Linked DNA regions of Homo sapiens: region 2 is linked to region 1. The links are chromatin contacts, found by Hi-C or POLR2A ChIA-PET in ENCODE. All regions are on one chromosome and are shown on one strand. The core of a region is the stretch at or near the end of the contact, and the rest is flanking DNA. Distances in the headings are between cores, read along the strand shown. Region 1 has its middle 15 kb from the start of TMEM106C. Region 2 holds the start of PFKM (phosphofructokinase, muscle).

Region 1 (5,526 bases), core at 2,131-4,630:
CCGCCCCTACTCTTCAACACAGCCCCTTCCTTGGGCCTGGGCACCCCAACTTGCTGGCCCCAGACAAGGACCCCTGCCTTCCCCAGCCCCCCAAACCCCCAACATCCCCAGCCCTTTCTCCCCTGCTATGGGTTCCCCTAGACTTTGAGGAACACTCTGCCACTGAGCACAGGCATCACCCCCTTTCATCAGCCTGCTGACTTGGCAGTCTCCCAAGGTGAAGGTGGAGGGAGCTCTCAGAAGCCAGGACAGAGGCGGGGCCTCCTGCCCACCCAAGCCCTGGACCCCGGGCATCGGGCAGCCCTCAGGGCTGAGCCCACCCTGCCATCGGAGGCCACAGGAATGTCCATGAGGGCCTGGCCAGGGAGCTGCCCGGTGGTCATCAACGCCCTCCTTCCACATCTGACTCGCTCCCTGTCCCTCTGACTCAGCTTCTGTTTGACTCGGATTTAGTTTCTCTCCCATCCTTGATTTTCTGTGGGTCTCTGTCTTCACAGTCCCCAGACTGCACAAGGGCAGCATGAGCCTTTCCTCCGACTGTGTGTAGGGTGACCCTGGGCCTCTGGGCCTGGCTGTCCACCTGTGCCACGGCCCACTCTGTCCAGGAAGGAGGTCTCCCCACCCCCACCGAGGGAGGTGGCTGAGGTGAAGAAAGAAGCCCGAGGGCCTCGGTGGCAGAGCCGGGCTGAAAGGAAAGAAGAAGCTGATGAAACCAGGGCGCTGGAGGACGGGGCCGTGGAAGGGCGAAAGGGAAGTGTGCTGTTAGGTGAATGGGGTGCATTGGAGGCAGGTGGGAGTGGCCGAGGCGTTACATAACCAGAGCTGAAAAGGAGTTGAGTTCTGGAGAAAAACAAGGTCTTAGGGGAAATAAAGGTGGATTACAGGGATGGGCTCTGATACTAAGAAGTTCTTTTCAGTGTCTAACTTCAATCCCGCCTGCGGCAGAACTAGCTTTCTCCACGTGTAGTTCTTGCATCCTGGAAACTCACGCAGGGCATAATGTGAAAGGAAGCGCGAGAAGTGCTTGTGAGGGGCAGAGAGTCTTTCTCCTTGGCCTGGGAAGCCAGCACAGTGTCCCGTCCCCACCACCAACCACCTGATAGCTCCCCAGTCCTTGGCATGGCCCGGAGACCAAGCTGTTGGCAGTGGCAGCTCCTAGCTGTTTAGACAATCTTCCTTTCACAAGTTTATTTATTATTCTTTTCCCACCTCTCCACCCCTTCCCCACCAGCTGCTTAAAATATTTTTCAAACAGAAAAATCCAACCACAGCTGGAAACCAACCCTAAAGTTAGTCCGGAACGTGGGAGCTGCCAGGGAAAATTGCTGGGGCTCAGGCTGTGGGAGGAAGGGCCTGAGCCGCGGAGACAGGCTCGCTCTGCAGGGGCTTGCAGCAGGGACACAGACGCAGGGAGAAGGCATCGGACCTCATCATCATTCCCCAAACCGTCAGCGAGAACCGGCTATGAACCAGGCCCTGCGCCAGGACAGTGAGGGACACAAATTGCCTTAAGTAAAAGGGGCTGACCCCATTCTCAAGAAGTAACAGGCTTAATAAGGAGGTAAGGCACAGACACAAACACTCCAGTGGCAATCATAGCATGCACTTAAAGGGTGTTTGCCATGTACAAGGTCCTGACCTAAGCACTTTACATGTAGTAATTCATTAAAAACCCTCATCAGCCCTGTAAGAAAGGTACTCTTATTATTCCCATCTTATAGAGGAGGAAACTGAGGCACACAGAAAGTAAGATATTCTTTTTTAAAAAAAAAAAGAAAAAAAGACAAGAGTTGCACTCTGTTGCCCAGGTTGAAGTGCAGTGGCGTAATCATGGCTTATTGCAGCCTCAACCTCCTGGGCTCAGGTGATCCTCCCACCTCAGCCTCCCAAGTAGCTGGGACTACAGGCGCACATCACCACGCCTGGCTAATTTTTACTTATGTTTTAATTTTGTACAGGCAGGGTTTAACCATGTTGTTGAGGCTGGTCTCGAACACTGGGTTCAAGTGATCTGCCCACATCAGCCTCCCAAAGTGCTGGGATTATAGGCGTGAGCCACCGCACCCAGCCAAGAGACTCTCACACCACAGTACAACTAGTAAGCAGCGGAGTCAGGATCTGGGCCCAGGGAGTCTGAATCCATCTTAGCGGCTATGCTATGCCACTTTTGTACAGTCATGCAAGGGGAGAGGCAAATCCCATGAAAGAAGCATAAACAAATTAATATGAGAACTCAAAGAAGGGAGAGATTGTCCCCGGCAGAGGGTCAGAATCAAGGAGTGCTCCCTGGAGGAAGTAACATAGAGCAGCCTCTGGAAGGATAGTGGGGCTTCTGAGCCTATACTCAGGGGCAGGGACGGAAGCTCTACAGCAGAGATCGCTAAAGCAGTAGCAGAGACAGCACCCAAGAGGTCAGCTGCTGTTGTACAGCACCACCCAAAAGCCTGTCCTCATGGCAGCCCAGTGCCTAGAAGGGACACTGGCCAGAGGAAGATGTCCAGGCAGGCCAGGCTCAGCCACAGTGGAACAGCAATTCAGATTCATGCTCCAGCTCTCCAGCACCGTTGGCCTGTATCATCTCCCCGCACCTCCTACCTGCTCCATTCTCTCACTCTCACTGCTAATCCGGGTCCCCTTGCAAATCTGTTCATGGGGAGAGTGAAAGACAAAACTACAACACTTGAAAAACTCTTTATAATACAAATATTTGGTGGCATCTAATTTAGACAAAAATCACCCAGCTGTCTTGTTTGGACAGTTGGGCCCAGTAGAGTGGCCACAGAGCCATGTGGCCTGAAGCCTCAGGAGATAGGCTGGTGGGTGTGTGGGCAGGTCCCGCCTCTCCCTGTCAGGCCTGTACTTGGCTGAGATGCCAGGTCATTTGACATCTCTGGGCCTCAGTTCTCTCAGAAGTGACGATGAAGAAATATGAGCCCTTTCCCGGCTCTAGACCGACAGCTCCAGTCATAGCCTCCAACTGCAAGCATCTACCTGTTCCAAGGTGCATCCCAATCCCTTCCTGTCCCATCAGGCAAGAGCAGGTCAGGCCAAACCCCAGCCCACTGTTTTGGGTAATCCAGCCTTGGGTGGACTCCTTCCCTTTGCTCCTGGCTGCCTCCTGATCCCTTCAGTGGAGGGAAGCAACCTCCAGCCTCTTGTGGATTTGTTTTTTGTTTTGTTTTGTTTTGTTTTGTTTTGTTTTTCAGAGATAGAGTTTTGCTGTGTTGCCCAGGCCAGAAAACGCAGTGGCTATGCATGGGTACGATCATAGTGCACTGCAGCCTCGAACTCCTGGGCTCAAGCCATCCTCCTGCCCCAGCCTGCCAAGTAGCTGGGACGACAGGCGCGCCTGGATCCTCTTGTGGGTTTTAAGAAAGGAAGGAATTACTGGAGTCTGGAGGCCCGGCCCAGGCCTCCCACGCCCCCTGGCGGAAGGAACAGAGCTGTGTCCAGACCTGCACTGGAATCTGTGGCCAACCTTCCCACCACTCTCCTCCCACCCGTCCTGTCTTTTCCTCTGACCTTATTCATTCACTCTTAACTGCACATGCACTGGGTGCCAGGCGCATGCCACGAGATGGGGCGTGGAAGTGACTGAAATTGTCCCTGTCCCAAGGTGCTCTCTGTTCACTCAACTCTGTTCAATTCATTCAATAAATATTTACGGAGCTTCTGCTCTCTGCCAGGCTCTTCTCAAGGCCCCAAGGACACCATCCTGCCCTCGCAGAGTTTAGTCTAACAGGACCTATGGCCTGGTAAACAGACAATCATCATACAGTAGATGAGCCACAGGTGCCAGAGGAGAGGCCAAGAGGAGACACGCCAGATGCGCCAACAGCGGCCCTCACGCCGAGCAGGGGGCCGGAGGGGCAGAGGAGGGTGTGGGTGCGCACGCGTGTACGTGTGTGTGCATGCTGGGGGATGGTGGGAGACGGATTTGCAGAGATGGCAGAGCCACGTCAGGGCTGGGCTCGAGCAGCTGTGTAGGATCCCTCCAGGCGCAGGAAACGGGGTATGGGGTGGGGCAGGGCGGAAAGAACATCCCACACCAAGAGGACAGAGGGAGCAAGGGCACAAAGTCCCGGCATGTTTAGGAAGCTACAAATAGTTTGCTGTGGTACAAGTGTGTGGTCAGTGGCAAGGAGGCAGCAGGAGGGTGGAAGAGGCCTCGCAAGTTGTATAAGGGGCTTGGGTCTGATCCTGGAGCCTGTGAGGAGCCACTGAAGGCTTCAAGAGACGGAATGATACGAATACTTCTGCTTTCAGAAAAAGACCGCTAGACCAGTGGAATGTGGAGGGGGGCTGGGAAGGCAAGTGGTCGGAGATGGCATGGTGCTTGTACCCCAGCTGTGTGACATCAGGCAAGCCACATCACTTCTCTGAGCCACAGAGGCCTCATCTGTTAAATGGGGGTGCATCTGTCAAATGGGGGTGATGAAACTCAGCCTATAGACTTGTTAAGAGGAGTAAATGAGATAATATACAGAAGTGCCTACTGTGGTACCTGACACATAATAGACACATAGTAAATTATATACATATGCATATACATATATATATATGAAACGTCAGAGAGCCTACCAAGAAGGCTATTTCAATTGCCTAGGCAAGAGATGCAGAGAACCTGAATTCAATCATTGCGGAAGGTGAGAAGAAGGGGATGTCAAGAGCTGTTTCAGACAGTTGCCCTTTGGGAATGGGTTGGATATGGATCTTGTCTTTCTAAAAACATCCCAGAGTTCATCTCAGCCTTTTGTCCTCAGGCACTAATCCGTGACTCCTGCATTCCTCATCATCTTCCTGCATTTTTTCACTGCCTGCTTTGTATTAGGTGTACATACGCTTGTTCAAGGCTTGTCCATTTGCAGTTTGTCTGGCTCAGGCACAGGATGCCTGGAGTTCAGGCAAAGGCCCTGCTGGCTGAGCCTCTAGGTAGGTATGTCTCGGGCAGCAGTGGACAGATTCATGGAGGTTTTGGATGACAATCAGATGAGGATCTGTCCAGCCACCACGTTCATCCCTGAAGCTAAGGTTGAGAAAGGAAGTGCTGGGAAAGTTGACCACGGAGATTGGCTGGCTGGCGCCTGGGTTTCATCAAACACTCATTGCAGAGTGGAAATCCAGCAAGCCCATCTCCAGCCTACCCCTCAGGCACAGCTCCCCCAGTTCCCTGGCCAGTCAGCCTTCCTCCCACACCTGCCTCCAGGGTGCCAGCTCTTAACACAGGTACCACAGGTACCATTCGGGGGGTGCTCCAGCCCCTCTAGAAGGGCAAAAAGGGGCAAGCAGTTTGTGTGTGTGTAGCTCGATCACCATTTAACCTACTTAGAGTGTGTTCATCCAAGGTTGCCAGCGGCAGAGAGAGTTGTGGCAATTATTAAGGGCTAAGACCCCCAAAGCCATCTCATGGTGTTGCCACCCTCTCCAGGCCGTACTGAGCCTGGGGCAATTGTTAATAGTGTCAGAAGCAGCTATTAGTCTCCGTGGTCTGCAGGTTCCCCTCCAAGCTAGTTTGATTATGTTCAT
Region 2 (5,648 bases), core at 2,222-4,721, 170 kb after region 1:
TGAACATTGGTATACAGATTTTGTGTGTACATATGTTTTCATTTTTCGTAGGTATATACCTAGGAGTGGAATTGCTAATTAATATGATGACTCTATGTTTAACATTTGAGGAACTGCCAAATTTCCACTGCAGCTGCACCACTTTACATTCCTACCAGCAATGCAGAAGGGTTCCAATTTGTTCACATCCGCTGTAATACTTTTCTTTCTTTTTCCTTTCCCCCCTTCCCTCCCTTCCTTCCTTCCTTCCTCTCTCTCTCCCTCACTCCCTGCCTCCTTCCTTTCTTCCTCTCCCTCTCTCCTTCCCTCCTTCCTTCTTTTCTCCTTCCTTCCTTCCTTCCCTCCCCCTCTCCCTCCTTTCTCTCTCTCCACCCCTCCCTACCTCCTTCCTTCCATCTTCCTTCCTTTCTTTTTTTCTTTTTTGATAATAGCCATCCTAATGGATATGAAGTAGTATTTTCACTTCAAATGAAGTAGTTTTGATTTGCATTGCCCTAATGGCTATTGATGTTGAGCATCTTTTCTTGTACTTTTTAGCCATTATATATCATTTTTAGAGAACTGTCTATTCAAGCCTTTGCTCATTTTTAAATTTTTTATGTTTGAGACAGGATCTCACTCTGTCGCCCAGGGTGGAGTGTGGTGGCGCAATCTCGGCTCACTGCAAGCTCTGCCTCCCAGGCTCAAGTCATTCTTGTGCCTCAACCTCCTGAGTAGCTGGGACTACAGGCATGTGCCACCACACCTGGCTAATTTTTTGTATTTTTGTAGAGACGGGGTTTCACCATGTTGCCCAGTCTGGTCTTAAATTCCGGAGCTCAAACAATCCACCTGCCTTGGCCTCCCAAAGTGCTGGGATTACAGGTGTGAGCCATTGTGCCTGGCCAGTTTTCCCTACTTATTAACATCTTGCATTAGTGTGGTACACTTGTGATAATTGATAACCCAATATTTATACATTATTATTAGCTAAGTTCCATAGTTTACATTAGGGTTTACTCTTTGGATTGTATAGTTCTATGAATTTGACAAATGCATAATGTCATGACAAATGTATGTCATGTATCTGTTATAGCATCATACCGAATCATTTTAGTGCCCCTAAAATCCCCTGTGCTCCACCTATTAATCTCTCCTTCTCTATCCCAAGCCCCAGTAACAACTGATATTTTTATTGTCTCCGTAGTTTTACCTTTTCCAGACTGTCATACAGTTGGAATCATACAGTATGCAGCCTTTTCACACTGGCCCGTTTCACTATGTCTTTTCCTGGCTTGATAATTTTTTATTGATGGAAAATATTCCATTGTATAGCTGTATCACAGTTTGTTTATTCACCTTTTGAGGGACATCTTGGTTGCCTCCAGCTTTTGGCAATTATGAATAAAGCTTTTATAAACATTCATGTGCAGGTTTTTTGTGCAGACATAATTTTCAGCTCATTCAGCTAAATACTTAGGAGTGCTATTGCTGGATCATGTGGTAAGACAATATTTAGCTTTGTAAAAAACTGTCAAACTGTCTTCTACAGTGACTGTACCATTGTGCATTCCCACCAGCAATTAATGAGAGTTCCAGTGGTTCCACATTCTCATTAGCATTTGGATTTTTGAATTTTAATCATTTAATCATTCTAATAGGTGTGTAGTGGTGTCTCACTGTTTTAATTTGCAGTTCGCTAATGACATATGATGTTGACATCTTTTCATGTTTATTTGCCACCTGTATATCTTCTTTGGTCAACTCTTTTGCCCATTTTTAAATTGAGGTATTTTCTTTTTATTGTCACTGAAAAGAGTCAAACTGTAAAACATTTGAAGAGATTTATCCTGAGCCAAATACGAGTGACCAATAGCTCCCCCATGACACAGCCCTCAGGAGATCCTGAGAACATGTGTTCAAGATGGTCGGGCCACAAGTTGGTTTTATAAATTTTAGGGAGATATAAGGTATCAATGAATATATGTAAGATGTACATTCATTTAGTCCAGAAAGGCGGGATAACTGGAAGCAGGGAGGGGGGAGCGGGGCTTCCAGGTCATAGGTAGATTCAAAGATTTTCTGATTGGAAATTGGTGAAAAGAGTTAAGTTATTGTCCAAAGACTTAATAGAAAAGCAATCTGTGAGGACCAAGGTTTTATCAGGTGGACAAAGCTTCCAGGTAGCAGGTTTCAGAGAATAGATTGTAAATGTTTCTTATCAGACTTAAAGAGTCTGTTCTATCAGTAATTCCAAAAGGGAGGAGCATATAATGAAGTGTGTCTGGCTTCCCCTTTCCATCAACGTCTGAACTAGTTTTTCAGATTAACTTTGGAATACCCTTGACTGAGAGGAGGGGTCTATTCAGATGGTTGAGGGGCTTATAATTTTATTTTTGGTTTACATTCTTAATGAGTTGCAAATGAGTTCTTTATTTATTCTGGATGCCAGCCCCTTATCAGATACATGATTTGCAAATATTTTCTCCCATTCTGTGGGTTGTCTTTCCACTTTCTTGATGGTATAATTTGGAGAACAAATGCTTTTATTTTGTGTAGTCAAATGGGGTTTTATCTCCTAGTCACTTGCATTTGTATTGTTTGTGCCAGAATGTGCAGAGGTAGAGATACAAGTAAGCAAGAGGAAGAGGGCAGTGGTAAAAGCAAGAGGAGACCCGACTGTGGAGACAATGAAGCAAAGGGAAGGTGAGACTTGAGTAATGGATGCACCTCTTGCTCTGGGAGCATCTGACCCTTTTTCCAGAGTGGATCCTGTTTGCTGTGAAGCCCAATTTATATGTTTGCTTCACTGCCAGAATCCCGCCCCCATCCCTCCCCACTGCAGGCTTGAGAAGTGGCCTCACAGACACGCCCTTCCCTCTTGACACTTTCATTCCAAATAGCTAGCTTTTCTGTACTTTCTCTGAGAAAGGTAATGTAAATGTAAAAGAAGTTTTTGAGGCTATTCTATAGAAGATGTCATAATTCAATGTTCCTCAAAGGCAGGGACTATATTTATTTTTTTTAAACCTCTCGGCACCTAATGCAAAATCTAGCACACAGACTCCCAAGAAATGTTTGCTTAAAGACGGATAGAGGGCCACAGGGGCAGGTTTTATTAGCAGTTGCTGAAGATGTTGGAATGCAAGGTGTCTCAGGCAGTCTGGACTAGGAAAAAGTTCTGTGTTGAAAACAAGAGAAGCAACGAAATAATTTATTATTCCCATTAAATAAAGATGCTGATGGCTCTCGAGATAGATATGAGGACCCCAGGACTCTGGGGAGTGAAGGAACTAAGCCGCTGCCATATCTGAGCTGAGTACTTAGGGGGAGGAGGAAGAGGAGGAGAAAGGCAAGCAGGAGGAGGCGGAGCCTTCTTGTCAGCATCTGTTAGTGGAGGTTGGGAAGCCTCTCCTCCTTCCCCCTCCCTCTTTGCCTCCACCTGGCTCCTCCCCATGTTCGTCCATCACCCCTCCCCCCTTTCCCAAGGACAATCTGCAAGAAAGCAGCGGCGGAGGAGAGCTAAGACTAAAAGGCAAGAGGGGCCATTGAGTGAAGAGCAAGGGGGAGAGCTGGGAGTGAGGTGGGAAGGTATGGGCCGGGAGCAGGCGGTAGGGAGAACTGAAAGGAGCAGAAAGGAAAAGAAGAGATACGGCATCCTAAGCTGGAGCCGAGAGGGGGATGGGCAGGGCAGTCGTGAAGGATCCTAGCCCCTTGGCCAGTCCCCTCCGCTTGCAGGCTCAGCTGCATTCCCCAGGAATCTGGGATGGGTGGGTGGGGCTCGGACGGGTTGCCCTTGGCTGCCTGACCCTACCCTGGCACTCACCCAATTCAAATCAGTGCTCCTATGATGCTGCTTTTCTGTTCCTCCCTGCCGCGTGCTTATATACGCACGTGATTTTAGAGATATGTTTTAATATCTGTCTGTTTTTGTCTACGTGCGTGTCATTGTGGGTCTGTAAGGGATGCTTATACATGAGTCTGCATGAATTTCTGTGTCCTGTGCCTCTATAACTGTCTTAGAGATTTCAGGAGAAGAATATGAGCGGTTTTTACAGGTCAGCACTCTTAAACTCCTCTTGTTATGGCGAATTTTCTCCCTCACTGACGCTTCCAGGGGTGGAAGAGCTCTGTGTGGGATTCTGCCCCCGTCATGAGCTCCAAGAGTGAATGAGAAGAAAAAACGGGAGGAAAGGGATCAGCATACCCAGATGTCTTGTTTTTTCCTTTCCACCTTTTTGCCTTCCTATTTGCCCTAGTCACTTAATCTTTCTTTTTGGAAAACAGCAGAAATTTGGACATGAACATTCCAGTTAAATAAGAGCGTCTCTAGTCACGCGTGTCTCTATGTTCCTTTCACTGTTTGTCACTATATGATTTCTCAAGTCCAAGTTAAAAGTGTGTTTTAAAGTAGAATATGGAGGTATATCTGTATCTAAGCCGATTTTACATTTTTCATATATTTGTATTTCATGTAGTTCATCAGTTCATTAACGTTTTCAACAAGTATTTATTGGGGTCCTGTAATGTGCATAGACTTTGCAAGTCTTTAGTGAGCTGTGGGAGAGTTTTTAAAAATGATCATGATCCCTGCCCTGGAGGAGTTCTCAGTCTAGTTAGGAAAAATGACTTTAGCAGCCATCCAGTCCAGTGGTTGGCAAACTTCGTCTGTAAAAGACCAGATAGTAAATATTTTAAACTGCAGGCTTATGAGTCTCTGTCACAATATCCATTCTGCTGTTGTAGCACAAAAACATCCATGATAATACGTGAATGAACGAAGGTAGTGCACATACTGAAATTTGAACTTAACATTTTTCACATGTCATGAAGTACTTTTTGCAACCACTAAAAAATATAAAAACCTTTCACAGCTTACTGCCATACAAAAATGTGAGAAGGGCTGGATTTGGCCTACAGGCTGTTGTATGCTGACCCCTGATCTAGTCCAACCCTCTTATCAGTGCGTACGAAACTATTAAAATGCCACATAAAGCAGGCCGAGCATGGTGGTTTATGCCTGTTATCCCAGCACTTTGGGAGGCAAGGTGGGCGGATCACCTGAAGTCAGGAGTTCAAGACCAGCTTGACCGACATGGTGAAAACCCGTCTCAATTAAAAATACAAAAATTAGCCGGGTGTGGTGGTGCATGTCTGTAATCCCAGCTACTCGGGAGGCTGAGGCAGGAGAATCACTTGAACCTGGGAGGCAGTGATCCAGTTTAGACAACATGTGGTTAGAGGAAGTCCAAAAGAAGGTTTCCTTGACCTGTGGTAATCAGTGAAGGTTTAATAAGGGTACAACTATCACTGGTCTTAAATGATGGAATGGGATGTGAATCTGTGGAAAGGGCCAGGGTAGCCACCTGGACAAGGGATGCAGTGTGCCCAGGCACTAAAGTGGGAAGAGCAAAGTAATGTTCAGGTGACAATGGAGCAGAGAATCTATAGGACCAACAGTTGAAGCTATATGCAAGGGCTAAATTGTAGAAGCTTCGAATGCCAACCCAACAAGTTGGGACCTTATTTGTTAGTACTGATTATATGTAGTACGTTCATTAATCTCTGTCTGTTAACACAATGCATGTTTGTGAATGTATGTCTTCATATATGTCTCATTGCATTATTTTATTATTTGTGTGGATTTGGGTGTTTATGTGACTTATGTC

The links. Hi-C counts contacts between places; a loop is a spot of excess contacts on that map. ChIA-PET counts read pairs that join two places held with the same protein, here RNA polymerase II (POLR2A). Pooled maps may share reads with other maps.
Region 2: a pooled map shows a loop between it and region 1 (2.2-fold over the local background). The contact joins the promoter of PFKM here to the enhancer-like site in region 1. A Hi-C loop is called at or near these places in 2 of 50 pooled maps. POLR2A ChIA-PET finds 5 or more read pairs at or near these places in 3 of 52 experiments (HEK293, HEK293T and activated CD4-positive, alpha-beta T cell).

The regions. Positions count from the first base shown.
Region 1 is chr12:47,946,216-47,951,741 of GRCh38, forward strand. No RefSeq gene overlaps it. Among named protein-coding and RNA genes, the nearest start is that of TMEM106C, 15 kb to the right of the region's middle. Within about 2 kb of position 3,381, at least 3 of the 41 ENCODE cell types and tissues checked have a DNase peak (open chromatin) inside an H3K27ac peak, as active enhancers do.
Region 2 is chr12:48,115,893-48,121,540 of GRCh38, forward strand. PFKM (phosphofructokinase, muscle) reads left to right here and starts at 3,472. Exons shown (of 23, transcript NM_000289.6): 1 at 3,472-3,514. RefSeq lists an enhancer at 3,068-3,137.